2 separate regions of the Mus musculus genome follow, and region 1 is linked to region 2. A link is a contact called in ENCODE Hi-C or POLR2A ChIA-PET data. All regions are on one chromosome and are shown on one strand. Each heading gives the region's core, a stretch centred on a gene start or an enhancer-like site at or near the end of the contact. The rest is flanking DNA. Distances are from core to core; before and after follow the strand shown.

Region 1 (6,971 bases), core at 636-3,135, 38 kb before region 2:
AGAAAATAATGCCCCAGGCAAAGGGGAAGTTGAATTATGAAAAAGCAATAAGCCTTTTCATAATTACACACTAAGAAAGAGAGGTCTGGTTTTTAAGCTAAACAGAAAGTGCCAAGGGAGCCTATTTTGAAGTGAGGAAGATGCCCCACCCCCACCCCCACAGTGACATGCACCATCCCACCTCTGAGCAAAATGGAGAACACAGTCAGTCTCTCATTGTACATCCTGAAGCACGGGATGGTCGCCAGAGCCCATCACCTTTTCCGTGGAATCTCTTGGGTGCAGCTATGACTGATACTTCTATGCTAGACACGTCCCGTCTTGAGCTGGGCAAGCAAAAGATGAATGAGTCCCCATGGCCCTGCTGTAGATTACTTAGTGCCAGTTGTCAGTTCTTCTATCCCAGGGAAGGGTTTGCAATGAGACTGTTTTCGACAGACTGTCCATGATAAATGATTTTCCCAGTAAGAAATTGCTTTTCTGCTAAACCTCACCCAATCATGCTGACAAATGTCTGGCTATAGAGAACCCTGCTACTGCTGTCTCAGAAATGGGGTGGGGGTGGGGGTAGGTAGTGGCTGGGATCTGAAGCCAGGATGGGCCAAATAGGAGGTCTTGTGGGTGAAGACAAAAAGAGGCAGGGGATTTGGGTTCTGACGTATGTGTTTGATCAGCTCCTATCAGCTATTGCTGAGAAACGACCAGCAGAGTTCAGAATGTTCAAGATCTCAGAGAAGGAGGCGGCCTCAAGGGCTGCGTGTGCCTCTCAGTTCTGGTTGGTGGTATTTCCATGTAAAACTGTGTAGGAACGCAGCAACTGATGTCAGCTATAAATAGAACAGAAATGCGTACACATAGCAAGGGCAAGAACCTCCAGGCAATGTTCTCAACCTGTCATTAGTCTGTGACCCTTTCTGAACCATCATAAAAATAGCATGCCCTCCTTTAATATTATTTGGCATTTCAAAAGAGATTAAAATACCAAATCTAAAAATCTTAAGTGACTGTTAGAATTTTGTCTTTTCCAGCTGAACAGAGTCTCTCTTTCTCTTCCACACACTAGGAGGAGAGGAGTCTGTTGCAGTGGCAGTTAGATGTTACATGTTGTGTGTCACTTGGCAACAGAGGCCCTGAGGCCCTGGCAGGTTAATACCTGTAGACTTAGAAACCTGGGTTCAGGGTTGGTGCCATTGTAGAGTTGTTATGCTAGGGCCTTGGTCCTGCGAGAGGGGATCATAGCACTATCAGAAGGGACATGGGCAGTGCCAGGGTCAGTGTTGCAGTGCTCCTTTGCATCCAGCCTTTATTTCAATGGCCTCTAGTGCCTGCTAGCTCTTGGTCCCTGCCATTTCCTGAGACCCTGGGAAGGACAAATTCCCCGAGTTGCTCATCCCATGGCACAGGCTGGTCTTTGAGCTGTGACTTGAAGGCTAGGTTCAGATAGGCAGGATGACTTTGCTGCCATACTAAAACGTTTGCTGGGGAGAAAGAGGCTCCTGGAGAAGGGGGCCTTACTAGTTTACCCTAGAGGATTACTGGGGACACTAGAATTAGCTTTTCCTGTGGTTTTCATAAAAGGGCCTCCTGGGAGGTTCCTGCTTTCTTCCATAACACGGGAAATCCCCTTGAGCTGGTAGAAACAGGTGGGCCATGCTCCATTTCTCATTTTTTTTTTCTGGAAAAGGCCCCATCTTTCCTTTAACACAACATGCATCCCCCCTGTCCTTCCTCACATTGCTGGCTTCCTCCTGCTGCAGGGTACCACAGGTTGGCCCCCTCCTCTGTCTCTAGACACCATGAGAAGGAGCTTCTGAATGCTTCCCCAGCCTTGCAGCGCTCTGCATAAATAGCTCAGTACCCGTTTGCTGTGGGTTTGTTTTTGGCTTCTTCCTCCATCCATTCATGGCACATTTACTAAGCCTGAGCACATATCAGACTATCCCGGGACCAGAGAATAGACAGACAGACAGACAGACAGACAGACAGACAGATTTTTCTGCCATCTCCTCTGGAGCTTGACAAGAGGTAGCATTGGTACACTAGCAATGAAAATGTGTTTACTGTCCCACTACAGCCCAGTATGTCCTAATCCACATCTTGTTTCCTTACTAATTCATAAAGCCTCTTCGTAAGCCTGCGAGGTGCTTCTGTAAGAATCAGACTGTTCTAGGTGAGAAAGTCTGGTAAAGGAAGATAAAACCAGAACCATCCAAATGATGGGTGACACCACCAGAGTCTGCATCCTGGGAACTCTGCCTTCAGAGACTCTGTGTCCTTTGTGTGGGACTCCTGTGGCAACTGAAGGGAGATGGTCCTGAGTCATCATTGGATGGTGTCCTGGTTTCCTCGTTGTCGGGGAGCAGCCTGGCTGTCCTGATAGTCGGCTCTATCTCTCTGCAGTAAGGTTTCTCCACACTTGATGTCTTGTCCCTTAAAGACCTAAATAACTATATGAGCTTGCCTGTGCTCTCTATTTGGATCCAGGGACTTGGACGCTGAACTGCAAAGAAGAGGCGATGTTTAAACCCATGGGTCCATCTGCATCCTCCAAATGGTACTTTGAAAGTCAGTCATGTAAAGTAGAAAGACTTTAAGGGACCATCCAGAAGAAATATGACCCCTCTATCCAACCAGGAGTTAGGAGTAGGACTGGGCTACTTCTTGCTGGTCACGAAAGGAACTGGAATAATTGACATCTGAATTTGAATCTGAAACTAATCACAGCTTCAGGACTCAGGTGTGTCTGGGTCCACAAAACTAACATGCACACATACTGCAAATAAAAGGAGTAGGGTGATTAAGTTTGGCTGGTCTCTGAAAGGCAATCATGTCCTTAAGTAGTCATGAACATAGCACCAAGCACATAGCAGACATGTGATGGGCAAAAAGCTCACAGCCTTCTGGGACCACTAAGCTTATGCTGGCCATCTGCTTTAGGAATTCTCTCTACTAGATATTCTGGAATGGTGGCATAGTATAGTAATTCATAGGCCCTTCCCACCGTGACTTAATGGATCTCTAGGAAGTGAACCCGTACCACCAGGACTCATGCTCCTCAGTCTACTTTGTATATGATCTCTGCTTGATGTCAGTGTATTCCTTTTGCACTGTGCTAATTAAAAAGCTGATCTTGGTTTGCTGATTGACACCTCAAGTGAGGAAGGGAGGGGATCTTGTGGCCAGTCAGTGTGAGAGGGAGGGCAAAGGATCCATACTGGAGGCTATGAACTCATGAGTAGTATTTGCCTTGGCAGAGGCTCCTTAGTCCCGAGATGCCTGACTCCTGAGTTTCCAGTCCTAATGTCTGTGTGGCTAATAAAGGAAGTATCTGTAGAGTTACTGTTCTGGGAGTCTCACTTTTGGCTGAGTCTAGACAGATCTTCACTTTCCTGCACTTGTACTGTGGTGAAATAGACAGCTAGCTACTCTAGCTGAGGAGTGAGACTTATGATAAGGACTTTACCACTGAAAATCTAGATGTTCAAGAGTCATCTGGGTAGCATCTTTGTGAGCAAACCATAGTGGTTAGTGTCATCTGAAAAGGCAGCACATTTTGGTTTACATGATGAGATTAAAAGAAAAACCCATACCCACTATATATAGTTTCCAAAATGGTAATTCTGTGCAAACAAAGAGAAACCCTAGCATTGTTTCAATATAGTTAAGTATTGAGCTAGCACACATCATACTCGATTACAAGATACAGTCAGTTATAGAGAGGCTGGCGCGCATCCTAAGTGCCCTACCTCACTCAGCTCCTCAGGGTAGATGCTCATTTTTCCTAGGGGAAGGAGCAACTTTACCCCTGGCAGTGGAAATGTCAAGGACAAGGCACTCTGGTCTCAATGTTCTCCTGGCTCCATCTTTCTGAATCTGAGTCCTGGTCAATAAAGTAAGAGTCAGTTTATCAGGGTTGTCCTAGAATCATTGCAACTGTGCTGGTAGGCCCAGCCACTAGAGGATCTAGAACTTTCCCATTGACATTAAGTAGCCAGCTACCCCAGGTGAACACAAGCTGGCTGCTGACACAGGATCAACTGGGCCTTACAGCAGGTCCCTGGAACCTAGTTATGAAGGCTGTCCTGGGACATCTTTGTGCGTCGTAGGGCAATGTCAGAGTTTATTTGATTGAAATGGCCAGACCTCGTTTGTAACATGTTGCAAGGAGAGGCAGAGTAAGGGAAGAAGTAGGGGCTGGAGGCTGATTTTGATTAAGCTTGCCATTTCACTATAAAATCTATAAATGGGATTTAATACACTGTGATGCTCAAAGATGACTCTTTATTTTCTTATTCTTATGGATTTCTCAGAGGATTAAGCAGTTGTCGTTGTAGCACAGAGACCTGAATCTTTCACAAAGCCTCTGGTGCATTTCCCAGACACAACAGCTTCTTTTTGGTGGCTGAACCTAGAGCTGCCTCTTCCTGTCTCCCAGAGAGAAGTTTTCACTCCCTAAACACTGTGATTTGCTTTCTTGTGTTTTCTATAATTGCCCCACAATCCCGTGGTCCATGGAGGCCATGTTCATCACCAATCAGAACTATAGCTCAGAGACTTTATGACATTTGTCTTGTCACACAGCTTGGAAGTGTCAGAACTGAAATTCGAACTCTGACATTTTGTGGCTACAAACCCCAGGTTCTCCCAGGCTGTACTATAAATATTCTTGGATACAGAGTTATGGTGGCATAGGTTAATCCTTTGAAGCTTAATGCTCTTTTCTCTTCTTTCTTTTCCTTCTTTTCTTTCTTCTCATTTGCTTGTTTTAGTTTTTGAGATAAGAGATTCTCTGCGTCCCCTTGACTGTCCTGGAACTCACTCTGTAGACCAGGCTGGCCTTGAACTCAGAGATTTACTGCTTCTGTTTTCCTGAGTGTTAGGATTAAATGTGGGTGCTGACACCACCCAGCCAATGCTCTTTCTTTTTAAGATGTCTGTATTGGGAGATGTTGAACTCTGATAATTGAATGAAAATCTTAAATTCTGGATGTGTGTATAGAAGGGAAGCAACCGCACCCCACAGTTTTGCATGCTTTCCATGGTCTCTTTTTTATTTGTTTGTTTGTTTATTGAGTGTTTGGGAGACTCTTTTAAGAAATCCCTTCCGGGATCTTAAGGAGTAAGAACTAAGCAGTGGGGAAGGAAGAGGAGGAGGGCAAGGTTGGGGGAAGAAGGACAGAAGGCAAAGGCAGGCTGGGAAGCACATAGCAAGGAGTAGACACTGCTCACACTGTGAACAGTTACCATAGCAAGGAGTAGACACTGCTCACACTGTGAACAGTTACCATAGCAAGGAGTAGACACTGCTCACACTGTGAACAGTTACCATAGCAAAGGAGTAAGCACTGTTCACACTGTGAACAGTTACCATAGCAAAGGAGTAAGCACTGCTCACACTGTGAACAGTTACCATAGCAAAGGAGTAAGCACTGTTCACACTGTGAACAGTTACCATAGCAAAGGAGTAAGCACTGTTCACACTGTGAACAGTTACCATAGCAAGGAGTAGATACTGCTCACACTGTGAACAGTTACCATAGCAAAGGAGTAAGCACTGTTCACACTGTGAACAGTTACCATAGCAAAGGAGTAAGCACTGCTCACACTGTGAACAGTTACCACGGTTTGAGCCTCCTGGCTCAAGGACTTTCTTTTCAGGTCACTTGCTAGAGTAGTGGTTTATATATCGTTTCCTTATGAACCCAGTGACTTATCCTAATTTATAAGCCCCCTGCCTATCCAACTCTCTCTTAAGTTCAGTGCCCGTGGGAGGCAGGGCGTAGGTAATTTCATTGAGTTTCACCAGGCCTTTGTGGGTACCACCCACTTGCCAGTGGCCTGTCAGTGACTCTTCCACCCCTAGTTCTCTAGGTTGTATGGAAAGGCTCCTGAGTATGGGAGCTGTTTATGCACAGAGGGAGACTCTGGAAGGTGTGGCTAGTATATAAAAGGACTATATTTAAGAGCATGGATGATTTTATGTTTGCAAACTTTCTATCCCACCATGGAAGGAAGGGGCAGACATGATCAACCTCATTCATTGTTTGAGTATTTTTTTTTCTCAGTGCTATGACAAATGCCCAGAAGGAGCAACTTAAAGGAAGAAGGATTTATTTGGCTCACAGCTGCAGGAGATACAGCCCATTGTGACAGAGAAGGCTTGGTAGTAGGAATGCAAGGTAACAGAGCATACTGAGTCCATAGCCAGGGAGCAGAGGAACAGGGAAGAAAGCAGGCTGTTCTGCATGCCTCCTGCTTTCTTTCATTTTGCTCAGTCTTGTGACCTCTCCGTTCACAGGATGGTGCTGCCCACGCCCAGAATGACTCTTGCTTACTAAGCTGGACATCTTTGGAAATGCCTTATGGAAATGTGGAGAAGTGCAACTTCTAGGTCATTCCAAATCCAATCAAATTGACAGTGCGAGTTAACCACTTTCCTCCTTCATTTTGTGTGAGGAGAACGTACCCTGTGACAGACCCCTCTTACAGCGGCCCCTGGAGATGCACATGATGACCTGCATCCCTTTCAAGTTTCCTGTCTAATGCCCTGATATCTTGGAAACGTGTTAAAAAGAAAACACTTTCCCAGGCCTAGTTCTAACAAAGGCAGCCCTTCCATCTCAGATCCTGCTGGCCAATTTCTAGAGACACCGCAGAAGAGACCTGAACCCATAGAGAGCTAGAGGGGCAGATAACTCTGACAGCCAGTGGACTCCTGGGTCTGGCCTTAATTAAGGCAGAGTTTGGAACAACTCAGCCTAGTATCAAAGCACAGCTTTAGTGACCCAAAGGATAGGTTATTTACCTCTAAGATCTTCACCCCAAATCCCAAAACCTCTGCCAGCCATGGCCACAGACTTCTAATTCTTAGCTTCACATTCTTTTCACTTCTAGAAAGCATCCCCCTTGGTTCCCCTTTTGGTTAAGGAATATATTTGAAGTTTTAAGGAGATGCCTGTTATGTATAGGGT
Region 2 (6,822 bases), core at 3,318-5,817:
GGCTTTCTTGAGCTGTTCCTGGGTCTTTTATGAATATACTAACAGCTTTTAGAAGATCCAGATGTGGGTGCTGGAAAATGGGCTCCACTTCTAATGGGCTGGAGGACATAGGGTTTGTTATTTTAGCCTTGTTATGAGTCCTTTTTAATTGAAGACATCAGTTCTTTAAGGGTTAATATGAAATCAAGACATTTGGTAATCCTTCCTGCTTGTCCTTCCTCCAAGGTGTCTGTCTGCATGATCCTCTTTAGAATCTTAGATCAACTCCTGAATGATGATGAAAAACAGTACATAAAATTATCACCAACCCCCAACGCAAAGAAAAGAACAAAACACTGAATGGTTGAATGGAGAGCCCTTTGGCAATGCTTGCTTGATGGTCATGGTCACAAGGGGTAGAAAGACCAAATGTTGTATTCAGCGAACATTCATTTTGTCCTCTACCCCACACACCGTTTCCTGGCATTGTGGAAGCTGTGGCGATATTTTCTTGGCCTTTTATTTACCTCTTGCTTTTTCTTCTTCCTGTCTAATAGCCCAATAGAATCCTGCCAGAATTTCTACAAAGATTTCACATTACAGATCGACATGGCTTTCAACGTGTTCTTCCTCCTCTACTTTGGCTTGCGGGTAAGTTTGGCAGCATCTTCCAGTAGTACCACAGTGGGGCATGAGAATCCTAAACGTATGGATAACCCTCCACCCACGACTGCTTTCCTAGGCAAGGTGAAGCCTGAGGTCTCTGTGGTGGACAAGAGACCTGTGTTCTGGTTTAGGGTCTGTGGACAAGATCTACTTAGCTGAGAGCTTTCTGAAACATGGGTTTATTTTGGTTCAAGGAAGGGTTTGAAGCAATGGTACGCTGACTCATTGCTATTCAAACATGACTGTATTTTTTTCTATTACAAAGTACATTGAAAAACACTTAAGCTCACAAATGTATATTTAGGAATGTCGAGACTGCAATTATCAGGGTTAACCAGGAGTGAAGGCTGGTGGGACGTGGGGGTCAAGGAGGAGTGAAGGCTTGTAGGATTAGGGAGTTTACACTAGATTAGGCTTATGGAGATTTTTTTTGTGTGCAAAATTTGAATTGTGCACATAAATGTGAGTGCACATATATGTGCTTTATTCATAGTTAGATTTGTATCAGAAAGGCCAAGAAGCTGAGATGAATTAAACCTTCTCTAGGCATCTGTTGGAAACCACAGAAAATCGCATCGCCTGATCATTCCCTAAGGCTAATGTGGCATATAGTCAGTCACTTCCTACAAAAGGCTGTGGATTCTCCAAATCAAGCTAGTGATTAATGTACAGAACAGCATGAGATTAGGTGAAGAGCAGAGTGTCGCCCCGCAGACCCCATAGAAACCCAACATTTATCCTTTGACAAAAGGACATATATTAAATGCTGACACCGTGCTTCTCATTTTGTTTTTCTGTCTTATTTTCTCTTTCCCTCCAGTTTATTGCAGCCAACGATAAGCTGTGGTTCTGGCTGGAAGTGAATTCAGTAGTAGATTTCTTCACAGTCCCTCCTGTGTTTGTGTCTGTGTACTTAAACAGAAGTTGGCTTGGTAAGTCGGTCTCTTTTGCCGTTTCACTGGCTCTTCAGCAGGATAGATTAAAGATATATAGGGTCCAGGAAGGATTCTTTTGCTGGTCTGTGGCTATGCATAGGCAGTTTTGCGTGTGGCCATGGATGATGTTCTTGGGGTGTCAGAACTGGATGGCGACAGCCCAGGAGAATCTGTGGAGGCAGAGCTTTAGACGGTATAGTTTCATCATTGTTTAAGTCCCGTGGTCATCACTGTCACAGCTGGGACTTCTACAGTTCACTCTTATGTCACTTGTCATTCAGGAATTGAGAGTCAGGACTGGTTAAAGAAGCCCATGGGAATGAGACCAACCGTCAGAGTGGCAGGATCTCGTGCCCCAGAAGTCCCACCTGTCACACTTGGGCTTTATTTATAGTTGCAATTTCTGGGATAAGCCGTACAAGATGAAACATCTCAAGTGGAATCACGGGTTACTCCACTCCCTTGCTGGGAGAATGTTCCTTAGTGCTTGGCTTATCAGGTCACTTCCTGAATTAAGACCAGCACAGTAAAACAATTAGTCATGAAAAGCAACCAGCTCTGAGAAAGATTAAATTGACAGCTCCCAGCTCCTCCTTGATGCTGTGTCTAAGTTATAATTAACATGAAAACAGTTTTGCTTCCATTAGTTAACTGAGGATTGGAGTACTTACCCAGAATTCCCTGTCTTTACTTGTAGGTTTGTTTTTTTTTATTTTGGTTTGGTTTGGCTTTTTAAAAAATTAATTAATTAAATTTTCTTTTTTTTTTTTTTTTTTTTTTTTTTTTTTTTTTTTTTTTTTTTTTGGTGCTCATACGGGACAACTTATATTTTTCAAAAAAAAAAAAAAAAAAAAAGCCCTGGGATTCACACACACAAAAAAAATACATGTTCTAACCATTAAAAACTTTCAACTACCAAAAAAGAAAACAGCACCAGGCCATTTCTCCTCCTTTTGTCCTCCATGAGTCCCCAACCCCCACCCTAAGATGCCGACTATTAACACACCTTTCTGCAAACTCATCTCATCCCATGCATAAGTAAATGGATGTGCACTTATGGCCAAACATTAGAGGGGTACTGATGTTCCTATGAGAAATTGTTTCAAATAACCATATTCCACTGCAATTTAGCTCTTGTAGTAACACGTGGTGGCCATCCCTTCAGCACCATAATAAGGTAAATTTTATAGCCATTTGGGAAATTTCCGTTATCTGCTTGTTGTGTAGTAGACCTAGCTCTAGGTTCTAATGGATCGCCTGGATGTTTTGTTTGCTAGCCTGAACGATATTTTCATAAACACTATCATCCATGTATTTGTGAAATTCCATTCCTATAGATATTTCCATATTACCAGAAGAGGCATTGCCAAGTAAAAGAGCATGAATAATTTATTTTGTAGACATTGTTAGATAATGTTCTAAAAATGTTGTGGGAAGATGTACTTGCATCCTGCAAAGCCCTGGGTTTGAAAACAACTGTCACATATTTAGAACATAAGCATCTCTAATATATAACATATAGTGATCACCTACACACTCTTGGATGCCTTGTGTAATTGTACCCTCGTGTGTGCATATCCTCAGTTAGATGCCACCTAGCCCCAGATTTCTCATTCAAACCATACTTACTTATTGCTGAGGGGAAAGTTTTGCTTCTTGGCTCTGAGATGTGCTTGCTGAGAATGGTCAGTATGTCCAGATCATGAGAGCCACATGCAAATCTCCGTCCTGAGTAGGTCCATGGGCTGGCGCATCCCAGCCTTCTCAGCTGAGCTGACGATTGGCTTTGTGACCTTTGTGACTGGGTCTTGTTCTCCACTCAGTCTGTGAAGGACATTGACAGACTGCCGCCTTATAATTCTGAGAAGGGCAGGAACCGAGGGACTTTAGAAATCAATAAATGATGCAGCCTCATGGGAAGCATCAGTGTTGAAACTGAAAACAGAGCAATGGCATGCTGGATTATAAAATTAATAACATTAACAATAACAACAATAATAGTAACAACAACAACCCAACCAAAACAATCAAAAGAACCTGTCCACTCTTGCAGGAGAAAACATTTAATACGATGCTTTTGCTTCTTAGTAACTGCCCTTGGGTGGAGTCCCAAACCTTCCTGCCTATTACGGAAGAGTCATTTTAGTCAAAAACTAGGAGGTCCCTCTGTCTGATTTAATACATAGGTTATCACCCTGGGAAACAAGCATTGTACTCATGAGCCACCACAGAAACTAATGAACGTTCTCAGGAAACAGTCCTACAAAGATGAAAAGGACCATTAGGTGTGAACAGCCTTTCCCTTATCCTGGAAAGTGGAGGTATACTGCCTTCACACTGACTGGGATTTGGGATAAGATAGATACAAGAAATAAGACTACTGAAGTACTGCACAAAGTTTTGAGGGTGGGGGCATGGTACTGCTGGCATCATGGTGATTGAAAACCAGAGTGGTTACCAGGGGCCTGATCTGTATCTCTTACAATGCACCACCCAGACCATGTTGCCATTCTTATTCTTAGCACAGGATTGCATATTATATAATAAAGCATATATATCACTTATATATGTCCGTTTAAGACACTCAGTAATACAGCCAACATAACAATGGTGAGTATTCAAATGCTGCAGCAATGGTCCTACCATTCAATCTGTTACCTAAATCCTCTCAATCTTCAGATCAAACCTATGAGGTAGGAATTGTTAATTACTTCATGTTTCCAGACCAGGCACCTGAAGCTCAGAGAGGTTGACTCTCTTGTCCAAGTTCACACAGCCTGTTTGGACAATTTTCCCCAGTCTGACATGATGTCACTGCACTCTTTTGCTGACCTTGAGCTTCTGACCTTAACCTTGCAAGATTGGGAGCTTTGAGGACCGATTTGGGAAAGGCAGCACCCACTCTGCTGCTTGATGTTGGCATTCCTCCATCCCCACTTACTCATCCCACAACGCTTTGCCTCGGGCCGGAAGGGAGGGGGAGAGCTCTTATTTAAGAGCGCACACTCCTATATCTCTTCTCTCGCACTCCTCCTTTGCCACCTCCAGTTTCTAGAAATGCCACGAGGACCAGAGAAGCATACAGAAGTGGCATGGTGTCTCCCAAGTTTCGGGGCACTTCGTCAGCTTGTAGATCTTGCAGAGGACCAAGGGCTTCCATGTGATCACACTCAGCAGAGAGAAGTAGATCAGAATCCAGCTCTCTGTTCTGTCCCAGTTCAATTAGCTCTTCCTCAGCCACTGGCCCACGGGTCTCTTGATGCAAGATCACACTTACTTGCCTCCAGTCCTGCTTTCTTAGTATTATCCCCTGTAAAAGGATGGTAGCAAGGGCGGCTCCCTCATAGGGTTACAACTGGGCTCTAGTGTGGAAGCTACATACTAAGAACATAGTGAAAACTTTGCTAGCAGGGCAATAGCTATCCCAGCCTCTTTCTCTAACTTTTCCTCCATACTTTAAAGTACCAAAGAATCATATAGAGCAGGATGGGACCCCACAAAAGGCAGCAGGATGGGACGGCATCTATGTCTGCAGACGGCAAAGCTCTGCTTGTTTTAATTCCCATTCTCACACATGGGCTCATCCCTTCACAAAAATCCTCACCCCAACCACTAAAATAAGTGCACCCTGAAATGAGAGGAGGATTTTATTTTGAGCTACGAACAACACGTTTATCTGTCTGTTCTTTTAGAAACTCTACCCCCATGCGCGGTCAGCCATGCCACCTTTGTGCATGTAGATGTTTGTGTAGAAAGTCATCTCCTGTGGTTAGAGGAATGGAATAGGAGAAGCTTACTCACTGACCAGTTGCCTGATGTGCCTTTTATTATCTTAGTGATAGAGTTGAAACCCTGGGCCTTGTCTATGCTGGACAAGTGCTTCCCTCCCGAGTCACAGTTACAGCCCTGCCTAACCAATTTTTATTGAGCAGGTATTATGTGCTTAGCACTGGCTTGTGAGTATCACAGAAACAGCCTCCCTCTTTGTTAGCTGTGCCATGTTTTTAAACAGATTTTACCCATATTCTCTCTCTGACAGAATGAGGAGCGTGACTGGGGCCTCCAATGAATGGAACTTATCCATTCTAGGTCCAACAGTAGACCTTAACACCTTCAACAAATTTCACTAGAAAACAGAACACTCTAGTATGAAATAGAAAAATGAGCTAGTGGCCAGTCATAGAGGAAAACAACAACGAAATTGAGGCTATCTACTTAAAAATATGACTTTGTATCCTTTGTGTGTGTGTGTGTGTGTGTGTGTGTGTGTGTGTGTGTGTGTGTGTGTACATTCTAGAAAACAAGAACAACAGGTTAAAATAGGACACAACATAGTTCCTGTTTGAGACTAAGGTTCAATCTTATTTTGGAAACAAGATAAACAGACATGAAATGGCAGTAGGTAACATTGCCTACTATATAATTAAGTTCAGAATTGCCAAGCACAGCAGAAAGCATGGGGGTGAGGGGTAGTGGTCAGAGGAGTGAGAGTAGCATATGCTTGTGTGTGTATATGTATGTGTGTGTGTGTGTGTGTGTGTGTGTGTGTGTGTGTGTGTGTGTGTGTTATGTATCAGGGATACAGAAAATTCTGTGGAACACTGAGCCCCAGATGAGGTTGGTAGTGGAGGGCAGAGCTTGCCATGGAAAAGGAAGCTCACTCCCTGAGGGGAGAGGACTGCACTTCACAGAATAGTCTGAACCAATGGAAGATAGAAAGTCTTTTTCTTAGGCTCATGTCAGCCTCACCACCATAATAGATGCTTGTAGTTGTTTTCTACTGACATAGAAACCTATCACCACAATGTTGTGCCTCAACACAGCCTCTGTGCCTCATCTCATAATTTTTTAGCCTGGAAGTCCAACTTGGGTCTGGCTAGGGTAAAATAAAAGTATCTTCAAGAGCTGGGAAGATTGCTCCCTTAGTGAAAATGCTTTCCTCATAAGCATGGAGACCTGACTTCAGTCCCTATCACCCACATATAAGTCTGGGTATGGTAGAGTGTGGTTATAATTCCAGCAATGGGGAGGCAAGGTAGATCCCTGGGCCTCAGTGGGCAGCCAGGCTTGCCAGTTTGGCTGGTTTTAAGCCAACGAAAGACTCTATATTAAAAAACATGGCAATAGCAACTGCAGAATGATACCAGAGGTTGTTCTCTGCCGTCCACACATGGTTATACACAAATGCATACATACTCACACATTTACACACACACACACATACACACACACACACACACAC

The links. A loop is a pair of places that touch in the nucleus more often than their neighbours do. ChIA-PET counts read pairs that join two places held with the same protein, here RNA polymerase II (POLR2A).
Region 1: a loop to region 2 is called in a map of left cerebral cortex, with 2.2 times the contacts of the local background. The contact joins two enhancer-like sites. A Hi-C loop is called at or near these places in 7 of 37 maps with a recorded cell type or tissue (CH12.LX, Patski, adrenal gland and 2 more). POLR2A ChIA-PET finds 5 or more read pairs at or near these places in 1 of 5 experiments (Patski).

What each region holds. Positions count from the first base shown.
Region 1 is chr14:23,620,967-23,627,937 of GRCm38, reverse strand. The region is part of intron 3 of Kcnma1 (potassium large conductance calcium-activated channel, subfamily M, alpha member 1); the gene reads left to right. Gm51422 (a long non-coding RNA gene) reads left to right here. Exons shown (of 2, transcript XR_003951126.1): 2 at 1-6,971. Among named protein-coding and RNA genes, the nearest start is that of Gm51422, 26 kb to the left of the region's middle. Within about 2 kb of position 1,885, at least 1 of the 3 ENCODE cell types and tissues checked has a DNase peak (open chromatin) inside an H3K27ac peak, as active enhancers do; it is left cerebral cortex, where a contact is called at or near this core.
Region 2 is chr14:23,585,396-23,592,217 of GRCm38, reverse strand. It overlaps Kcnma1 (potassium large conductance calcium-activated channel, subfamily M, alpha member 1), which reads left to right. Exons shown (of 28, transcript NM_001253364.1): 4 at 537-630; 5 at 1,466-1,577. It overlaps Gm51422 (a long non-coding RNA gene), which reads left to right. Exons shown (of 2, transcript XR_003951126.1): 2 at 1-536. Among named protein-coding and RNA genes, the nearest start is that of Gm51422, 61 kb to the left of the region's middle. Within about 2 kb of position 4,567, at least 1 of the 3 ENCODE cell types and tissues checked has a DNase peak (open chromatin) inside an H3K27ac peak, as active enhancers do; it is left cerebral cortex, where a contact is called at or near this core.